Linked DNA regions of Homo sapiens: region 1 is linked to region 2. The links are chromatin loops, found by intact Hi-C in ENCODE. Cell type or tissue: GM12878. All regions are shown on one strand. Links, peaks and the distances in the headings refer to the core of each region. The heading gives the core; the rest is flanking DNA.

Region 1 (5,385 bases), core at 214-5,213, 290 kb after region 2:
GTGAAATCTTTAGTGTTGTGAGCCCTTAAAAGGGACAGAAATTGTGCACTCGGGGAGCTCGGATTTTAAGGCAGCAGCTTGCCGATGCTCCCAGTTGAATAAAGCCCTTCCTTCTACAACTCAGTGTCTGAGAGGTTTTATCTGCGGCTCATCCTGCTACAACTGTTCATGTTTAACTGATTTGCATCCTTTGTCTCAGGACCCAGCTCCATGCCCTAAGGGAGTAGCCTCTAGTTCTGCTTCTTCAGAGACAGCTCTGCCCTCTTAGGGAAGGAGAAGAAGGAGCCCTGCCCTGATATGCTGGTTTTGTCTACCCAACCATGAGATTTAGAACTAATAAGCTTTCTTGTCTGAATAAGCCTCAAGCAAGTCTTCCAAATCAGCCTCTGTAGGAATCAAGGTGATATTTTGACCTTTAGCTATCACTCCGTCATTTCATTTTGTCCTCAATTTGTTTATAACCTAGGTGGGCAAGGGTGTGCTGTTTCTCAGAGGCCATATTAACACTTAATTTACTTTATTGAAGATTATTCAAGGTGGTCGCTTAGACAAGAGAAATGGTCATAGTGAATCTCTCAGTTGAAAATGAGATAAATAAGGGAGCTATTTTTTAGAATAGTATCAACAAGTTTGCTTCCATTAAATCCAGGAAATTAAAATTGTAATAAATTCTGTTGTTAGTATAAGATATCTGAGCCTATATTAATGTTATCCGTTTTAATACACCCACTTTTCAATTATTCAATATATTTTCCACAACTTCAATGTTTCAGAAAAAAAAAATAACGATTAAAAACTACATTGGCAGGGCACAGTGGCTCACGTCTGTAATCCCAGAGAGACCGAGGCGGGCGGATCACCTGAGGTCAGGAGTTCGAGACCAGCCTGGCTAACATGGTGAACCCTGTCTCTAGTAAAACTACAAAAAATTAGCCGGGCGTGGTGGCAGGCATTTGTAATCCCAGCTACTCAGGAAACTGAGGCAGGAGAATCCCTTGAACTGGGGAGGTGGAGGTTGCAGTGAGCCAAGATTACATCATTGCACTCCACCCTGGACGACAAGAGCGAAACTCCATCTCAAAAAAATAAATAAATAAATAAAAAATTAAAACCTGAATATGGGTACATGTAATTCCCTTCACCTCAAGATCCACTGTGGCTACACAGAACACTGATCTGTATTTAAAATGTTGGTAGGTTGTCCATCATAGATATTTTTGCATTGATACTTATTTTTTTAATACTATATTAAATGTGATTTCTCTTGATTACTATGTTTTTGTGTCCCCTTAAATTTTGTGCCTGTGGTGAGTGCCTTACCAGGGCACGAAACTTAAGGTGGGAGGTGGGGTGAGGGAGAAAATGTAAAGTGATGTTTCCCTTGCCTCACTCTAAGCCTAGCCTCCCACATCAGTGTGTTCTAAAAGTGTGAGCTGAATTTAGTGAGCCATGTCAGAAAAAGGTGAGAGTCAGGGAGGCAGGCAAGAAACAGATTACAAAGGAACTGTATGCACGAGTTGGAACTGAGATTTTATCCTAATTGAACTTGAAATCCAGTAGCATGTTCTCTGAATCTCACTATAAAGTCATCTCTGGTTGTAGTAAAGTCTTTTAAAAATTAATGTCTCAGATTCCCCAATGCCCAGTGAAAAAGTTGATCAAAAAGTTCTCCAATTTATTTTCAACTTAAAACCCTATGGTTAGTCAAATATCTACTAGTAATGTCTTTTCAATAATGCTTTCCTGTGATACTCTCTATGATTTTTTAAGACTTGTCTTACATCTGTACAATTCATATGACTTTGAACATGTCTAGAAGTACAGAAAAGTAGGAAAAGAGATTAAAATTCAAAAGAAGATCCCAAGTACCTCGGAAGTTAACTATTCATGAGAGAAGAAAAGGCAAAGCAACTCTTGGATTATTTTCACAAAAGAATTTTCCTCCCAAATTAGAAAAACAATCATGTTTACCTGAGCCAAAATTTGCCCTATATAATACCATCCTCATCTCTTTGTTTCATAAGACTATCAAAAAATATCTTATAGTAAACAATTATCAGGAAATATGGCTATAGAACAATGCTTGATTCCATCTTCATTATTAAAGAGTCAGATAATGAGATTTAATTCCTACCATGTAAGTATTTTAATGACATTAATAGGAATATTCCTCATATTGTCATTCATGTTCATATTTTTAAACATACATGAAACAGAATTCAAACTTTTGTTGGTATCTTTAGGAAATTTCAAAATCAAATGCCCGTGAGAGTTAACAAGTAACACAAATATTTGCCAAGAGAGCCAAGAGGGAGTGTGGTGACTGTGGCAAAATGGAGGTGTACATTTCCTTTTTAGAAGGAGCTGCTCAAAATTCTTCTACAGAAAAGCTAAACTTTTTTTGAAACAGGATCTCCCTCTGTCACCCAAGATAGATTGCACTGTTGTGATCTCGGCTCACTGCAGCCTCGACCTCGGGGGCTCAAGCAATCCTCCCACCTCAGCTTCTTGAGTAGCTAGGACTACAGGCCCAGGCCGCTATGCCCAGCTAAGTTTTTTTTTTTTTTTTTTTTTTTGAGACTAGGTTTTGCCATGCTGTCCAGGCTGGTCTCAAACTCCTGGACTAAAGTGATCCTCCTGCCTCAAACTCCCGAAGTGCTGAGATTATAGGCATAAGCCACTGCACCCAGCCCAAGCTAAACATTTTTGCAATAAAATCCAGTCTTCCTATTTGTTAATGTTGACAACTAATTCATTTTTCAATGCGGCACAAGCCAAACAAACAAAACAAAAAACAAACCACATCTTCCAGAGTATTTACAACTGCTCGCCTAGGGTTATGATTCTGAACATGCATCTTTGTGCTGAGCTGAATGAAAATGTTGCTTTCAAAAAGGATGCAAAGGTAAAAAGAACCAATGGACTCTAACAGTGCTACTTTTCCCACCTCACTTCTACTTCGTATATGCTTCTCACTATCTGCTATAACTGAAAATGCAAGTAAGGGAGCTTGTTAAACAGTGGCTTTATTTTTACCAAAACCTTAATTCAGTATACTTTGGGTTGTAGCCAAAGGCTAGCTTCAGAATTCTCATGTGAAGGAAAGTTCACGGCCTTACTAACAGCTGTTTTCTTCCCCAACCTGAGAGGCTTTTTTTTTTTACCTACTCTTGGGTATTCATCTCTACTCTGAATTTTCTCCATTATCATCACCTTGTTACCCAAATCAAGGCCACCTTTTCCTCTGTTCTAGCCTTCTCTATCTCCATCTAGTGGCCAGAGATATCTTTTTCAACAGCCATAGTTCTTGATTGTATACAAGATAGTAACTTATGCAGAAAAATTAGTTAGAGGAATGTTGAGCACTTGCCAGATGGACAGAAAGGCTGGGGAGCCAGGGTGGAGAAATAAAGCCTCAAAGGCAGACAAGCCACAGGACCTATTGCCAAGGAAGACAAGGCACAGGACCCATTGCCAAGGAAGACAAGCCACAGGACCCATTGCCATGGCCCAGGAAGAGCCATTTAATTAGGACTGTGCAGTGGGAGGAAATTTTCTCCTCTGCTGTGCTCCCTTACTCTCCTCCAGGTTCAAAGCTCTGGAAAGGGGCATAGGACTGACTAAGCCCTGATCTTGTGCCATGCTTCTCTCACTGTAAGTGCCTGAGAGAGAAGAACTCCACTAGGAGAAGGAGACAGGGGGTGAGCAGTGATTCCCAGGACTCATACAGTGGATAATCCTCCCAAACACAGGAAGAAGGTGAGCTGCTAGGTAGCCAAAATATGACGAACACCTTATTCAATCATTATTCTACAGCGACTTCCCATGTCTAAGAATAAATCTAAACTCCTAAACAAAGCCCTGCAAAAACTGGCCTCTTCCTAACTAACTTATCCTCTTATCCTTGATCTATGGTTCCCAACTATAGTGGCCGCAAGGTTCTTAGGAATATGCCTGCTTCTTCCTGCCTCAGCTCCTTTATGCACACGGTTCCCTCTGTCTAAAATTATCTTATCACTTTTGCCCACCATTCTCATGCCTGGATCTACATTACCGAGGACTCAGCTTCAGTATCACCACTTTATGAAGGTTCTTCCAAGCCACGCTATTATAAAGTGCTTAGGATTGCCACAATGCTCCCTTGCAGCTTCATGGGTTTTCTTCACATGTTTTACATCAGTCTGGAAATATCTTTGTGTTTGCTTACTTGTATGCTGCCTCTATTCCTAGAAGTCTGCAAACTCAGTGAGATAAAAGTGGACCTTTCCAGGCTTCTGTTCTTTTTTCTATGGCACCTAGTATATTACTAGGTACAGAAAAGATGCATAGTAATTATTTCTTGACCACATAAAGGAATGAAGTTTTTCAGGTTTGCTAAAAAAAAAAAAAAGTAGGGCATTTAAGTAGCCCAGGATTTCAAACTGTGTTCTACAGAGTTGCTCCATGGATTGCACAGAAGGGGAAGAAGGTGGGGAAAGCTTCCTAGACCCCACTTCCACTTACATACAGTGTTTCTACTTATATGGCTTTTATAATTTAAGCTTCTCTGGAAGATTTCTCTTAAAGAATTTGCATCTAAGTGAGGTCTGACAATGAAGATTTAACTAGAAAAAAAATTACTCAAAGAAGTTAATACTTTGATGTCTGATATATATTCTAGGTGGTGATGAATAGCATTTATAGATCATAATTCTTACAATTGACTGATATCTTTAATAAACCTTTTCTAGAAAAGCATTATTGCTGGAAAATCTCTATGAATGTTGACCTACATGTGAATCTGTTTAAAATGTTTCTGCATATGTTTGCCTTTAACCTCCTTATGGTTTATGTGACTGCCTGATGAAGTTTTGTGACCACTAAAAAAAAAAAAAAAAAAAAAAAAAAACAATTAAAATTCAAATCTATCTCAGTGCTTTCCAGGTAGAAGACAGGCTTCATGGGAACAGAGACCATGTTTATTTGGTTCACTTCTCTATCTACTATCTTTGGAATGTGAGTGCCACATTGAATGTGGCTCATAAATACTGGATGAAGAAGAGCTTGAAATAGGTGAAGAGGGTGCTTATAGGTAAGAGTGACAGTAGAGGCCTGGCACAAAGTCTCAGAAATCAAGTGATCTCTGAGTAAATATACTAAGTATAACAGTAACCAACTTTTACACTGTTGGAGAAAGGGTGTACACACATGAAAAGGGAGAAAAGTTAATTAAACTTTATAAATATATATACATACCCAAGCTGTGTTCTCTGAGAAAGCCAGTATATTGATAACTCAAAACCAATCAGCACAATTAGAGTCCAGTTCTTGGTTTCTAAATACCATTCTCTACCAAAAGAAATCAAAGCTTCTTAGAATAAAGCCTGATACCAGGGCTGGGGCAGA
Region 2 (5,385 bases), core at 198-5,197:
TAAACATTTGTTGTATGGTTGCATGAATAGATGTATGGATGGAAGAATAAAAGAAAGAATAAATACATAATGAATGTATGAGGGTATCACTTATGCAAGGGCATGAGGGCATAACAGAGCACAACAGACTATGGAAACTACAGTAAGTTTGGCATAATAAGATCAAAGCGTGAGGATTAAAGAGTAACAGGAGTTGAGCTGGACAGTGATGTAGTGATATTATCATAATGGGACAGATTTCAAGTTGGCCAGTTTCTCATTAAAAGTCACAGGATAGATATAAATACCTAATAATTAATGTTTGGTTACAGTGATATTCCAGCTTAACTAAGAGTAGGGGATTTTTCAGTATATTTGCAGAAGGTGCAAAAGCAATTCATAGAGAAGACACAAAACACAAGGAATCAGACAAAAAACAAAATCAAAATCTAGAGTTGAGTTGTTCAATACAATCATTGCTAGCTTTATGCAGCTATTTAAACCAAAATAAATTAAAATTTAAGAAAATCAGTTTCTCATCTGCACTGCCTATATTAAGTGCTTAATATCCACATATTTCCAGGGCTACTGCATTGGGTACTGCAGATTTCCTTTGTTTTCTTGTTCTGTTTTTTTGTTTTTTTTTTTTTTCTTAATAGAAATGGGGTCTTGTTATATTGCCCTGGCTGATCTCAAACTTCTCCTGGCCTCAAGCCGTCCTCCTGCCTCATCCTCCCAAAGTGCTGGGATTATAGGCATGAGCCACTGCACACAGTCTGGACAGTGGACAGGGCAGATTTACAGTCCATTTCTATCACCATAGAATATTCTCTTGGACAATGCTAAAATAGAGTCATAGGTACTGCTTTATTGCTGGATAAAAAGCCTCATTTTTTGTCTAATGGATCATTTAGGACTCTTTTAGTTGCAGGTAACAGAAACCAACTTCCTCTAATAAATAAAAATGGAGAGTTTTACTTTAAATATAAAGTAATAACTCTGTTCAAGAAAGAGATAGAGCTAAGTCTCAGAAGGAGCTTGCAACCTGGAACTACTCTCTTGTGTTTCTGTCTCTGATTTCTGCTCTGTTACATCATTCTTTCTTTTTTTAGTGATTTGTGCTCTCTACTTAACCCCAGCTCAATGTCTGACCTTTTGCAGTCCACACTCCAAGTTCTCAGGAAAAGGACTCAAGTGACACTGATCAGATCATGTGACCGTTCATGGTCAAATTAGCTAAGTTTGAATGTGGGAGAAGCAGACCGGGGAAGGTCACAATATAGACACACCTGCTGGAAACACAGCCAAACATACTGGGGGCCAATGTATCTAGAAGAAAGGTCATTGTTTCCTGGGAAGATATTTTAGCAGTGACTAAACTTGAGTTAACTGTTGTACATCCAAATCCTTCTATTGCATTTTATTTTGTCTCTACAGCTTCTGGCTTACATTTTTGATTTGGAGTACCTTGGTGATACGGTTGTGGTATGTGTTATCCCAGGTGGGTCAGGGATCCACAGAAAACTAATGCAATTTTATAAAGGGGCTACATACAAAGATGTGGGTAAAGTGTAGGAAAACCACAAAGGAAGGGCAATGGGTAGTGAAGCACACTGAGGCTAGCAGCAGAGGCTCTCCATTTCACTATAGACTTGATGGGGCAATTGGAGGAAGATTCCCAACCCCTGAGAGAGAGAGGACCATGTGAGAAGAAGAGCCCGACAGGAGCTCTGATAAGTGACAGAGGAATGCATCAGCCCACAGAAACCCAGAAAGCAGGAAAATGGAATAAATGCCCTGTGCATTTCTGATCTGCTAGACACTTCCCATTAGCTGACTTCAACTGTAAGCCAGAAAGCAGGGAACATTGATGATTTCCATACCAATTAACCTCCTAATGAGCAGAGAGAATGGTTAATAAAAAAGGTTAACAAGTAATTGGCATGGGGTGAATACACTCTATAACACACCTTAGAAACCACTCTGCAAGGCAGAATGTGGCTGAACTGGACAAATAAGCAAGACTCTTTCTCCTCCAATGACCTAAGGTTTCCATTTTTAAGTTTCAGCTTCTGTTGAAAAAAGAGTTTCAGGTTTTTAGCCATGTTTATTTTTAAAAAATAAAATATTTTAAAAAGCACTATATTCTTGAGCTTATCTGAAAGAAAGCAAATGTGCAATGGATTTTATCTGCTGAGTATGATTTTCAGTGAATTGCAGCTTTCCTACCCTATCTATTTGCAATGAGCAAAGTGAACAAGAGAAAAGAAGCTGGTCTGTCTCCATTGATAGGAGACAGGGTAGGATACGTCACGGGCAAGTTTGGGTAAGACACAGGCCTGGTTGCTCAAGGACAGCTGGTAGCTTATACCTGAAAAAGCTTTCTGGTGACAGATTAATCCCAATTACCAAGCTGAGCTAGAGATGCTCTTGTGTTTTTTGGTTTTGGATTTTTTTCTCCTTTGCAGCCTCAGGCTATTGTGTATTTCAAATGACATGTTCATTCAGGTCCTTGCCTGCTGTCAGTCAAAGAGAATTTAGTAAGCTCACTCTTGGGTTCTTTGGCTCTAATAGGTAACCTAACAGTTACACTTTATTTAGAGTTTTCAATTATGTTTTTCAGAGGTCTCTTGGGACTTTTGGAAAAATGACTGGTCAGAGACTGATCATCATTAGACAGGATGTGGTTGACCTCCTGGTGGTGGTGCTGGGTGAGAAATTTGTGTTTCAGCAATAGTGTGGGAAAAGGATATTTTAAAGGAGAGTAAAAAAGAAGGCGAACAATTTTGTTTTCTACTAAAAATATTGCCTTTGCTTTGGGAATGAAATAAATTCTTCTGCTCTCTCCCGTTAGCTCCTTTTCAAAGCAAGAAGTTGTATAAAGGGAAACTACCTTTATACAATATTTGAAACAATTATTTTCAAATTTTTTTATTTTTAGTTTACATTTGTTTATATAAATATTTGATGATTTTGCCAAATGCTGATCCTGCTCCAATTACAATCTAAGAATATCAATATTTATTTGACTTATTAATGAAATTCTTCCTTCTACAACTATTATCTACTGAGGTTTATATACTAAGTCATTAAATACCGGCATACTGAAGGCTGGTTTCTATGTCTTCCCTTCCTCTATGTATGCATAGGTAAACATCATTCACAATTATGGCTTCGATGACCATGTCTAGTTGAGAGCTCTCTTTAGACTTATTATTCCACTGTCTGCTTGTCTTCTCTTGTTTGTCTTTCAAAAGCACCTCAAATTCAACACCTGGAGCAAAACTCATGATCCTACCCTTGCTCCTTATTCAATGTCTCTCTTCTCAGTGAAAGTTATGATTATTTTTCCGGTTGTACAAATCAGAAACCTAGGAATAACCTTAGCATCCCTTTTTGGCAACTCCCTTCTAGTACCCCCAACCACATCCAATTCATCACCAATTCCTATCTATCTTTTTTGAAAAAAATATTTCTAGATAGACGTCTATCTCCAGCAATATCCTAATCAAAGTCACAAATCAGCATTCAGCTTGGTCTCCTGCAATATCTCATAATTCTTCATTTCATTCTGTCCTTCTTTCAATCTACTTGTGATCCTCAAAACAAAGGGCTCTTTTGAAAACCAAGGCTTATTATAATTAGGCAAATACTACACTCCTGCCTTTAATTGCATTTAAGTCAATGTTTATCTGGGTTTTGCTTCAGTGGGTTTGCATTGCTTATAATGATAACACAAATCTTCTTAATACAGGCTACAAAGTCCTGCTTGTTCTGGCTCCTGTCTACCTTCCAGAAGCTTCTTTCTCCAGGCTGGCCCTTCCTCTTGCCAGCCAGCCACATGATGTCTTTGGCCACAGGTTCTTTGCATCTGTGATTCCTTCTGCCCAGGATATTATTTTTTCTCTCCTCTTTATCTCAAACCAGTCTCCTGAGACCGATACAACTTAATCACATACTACTGTTGTGGAATCTCATAATTGTTGTAAGTCTTCATTGCTGTGATGATTGCAGTTGGAATTTTATCTTAATTTCATAATTAGCTCCACGAGAGTAGAGACCGTGTCCGCTGCATCTTCAGCAATGTGCACTTAATAGGAACTCCTTGTGCTTCAGTTTCTTCTTCTGTTAAAAAAAATAAGCATGTGTGCTTCACAGGGTTTTTAAAAAGTATTCAATGAGTTACAGCAACTTGTTAGAAGTGTGCCTGAATCATACGGAAGCATTAATTCATGAGTAACTATTGTTATTGTTTCTGTTGTTTTATAATCCTATTCTCCAAGGCTTTACAGTTTGTAAAGAGTGGCTCCCCCACTTATTTCAAGAAGACTGAGAGGTTGAGTGACTTTCTAATTTAGATGCCATGTGAGACACTCTTAAATCAGACTTTCACAGCTGAATTGAAAGTTTGGGTCTAAGCATCACCCTCAATTGTATGCATGCATTTCCCCTAAAGGCTGGCTTTGGGGAGTTCAACTGAAGCATGGAAATGTAAAACAACATTTTTTTTCCTTAATGGGAAATTCTGCTCTGCTGTTTAAAGGTGCTCAGAACTGATAAACACAAGATGCCGTATCAGGGTATGGTAACCAACTTTGCAGACAATAAATCATCAATTATATTTTTAACCTGAGTAATTATGCCTTTTTGTTTCAAGCTTCTTGATGTTTCAAGCTTCTTGATGTTTCAAGTGCAAGCTGAGCCATTTTAGGAGTGAATTAAAAAGAATCAGTTACAAATTGTTACCTGTTTACTCTGAAGGGAAAATTGCTTTGGAAACATGGCTGGTCTCACAGCCCAGAAAGACTGATGGAAGAAAAAACAAAATACAAGCAACAACAAAGTCAACATGCTGTGGTTGTGTAGAAGATGCTGTTGATCTCCTGCCTGGATCTATTTTGCTATAATTGAGATAGTAGGAGGGACTTGACTCCAGAGACCAGCAAAAACAGGTCCTGGGCAGAACCTTACTGAAAGCAGCTTTCCATAAGCGGTGCTCACCAGTGTGCCATGTCGGCTTACCATCACCATGGCAACACCTGGATGTTACCGCCCCTTTCCATGGCAACGACCCCACAACCTAAAAGTTACCACCCTCATCCTAGAAATTTCTGCATAAACCACTCCTAATTTGCATATAATTAAAAGCAGGTATAAATAGCAAGTACAGATCTGCCCCTGAGCTGCTATTCTGGGCACGCTACCTATGGGGTAACCCTGCTCCTCAAAGAGTAGTACCTCTGCTGCTTCTGTGCACTGCTGCATCAATAAAAGTTGCTGTCTAACACCACCTGCTCACCCTTGCATTCTTTCCTGGGTGAAGCTAAGAACTTTCCTGGGCTAAGCCCAGGGGTTGCCTGTCCTGCATCAGAATGGTGCATCAACTTCCAATTTCCAGGCCTGTGG

Evidence for each region. Hi-C counts contacts between places; a loop is a spot of excess contacts. Peaks named below come from ENCODE experiments on the same cell type or tissue, not always from the same donor. Only the 100,000 strongest peaks of a DNase experiment are listed, where the experiment ranks them.
Region 1: a loop joins it to region 2, with 2.9 times the contacts of the local background. A loop is called at or near these places in 1 of 110 quality-filtered maps.

What each region holds. Positions count from the first base shown.
Region 1 is chr20:54,978,431-54,983,815 of GRCh38, reverse strand. No RefSeq gene overlaps it. Among named protein-coding and RNA genes, the nearest start is that of LINC01440, 440 kb to the left of the region's middle. In GM12878, for the core only: a CTCF peak has its summit at 3,262 (motif pointing left); DNase peaks (open chromatin) are centred at 235 and 3,152.
Region 2 is chr20:55,267,302-55,272,686 of GRCh38, reverse strand. No RefSeq gene overlaps it. Among named protein-coding and RNA genes, the nearest start is that of LINC01440, 150 kb to the left of the region's middle. In GM12878, for the core only: no CTCF peak of the experiment used is centred there; a DNase peak (open chromatin) is centred at 2,609.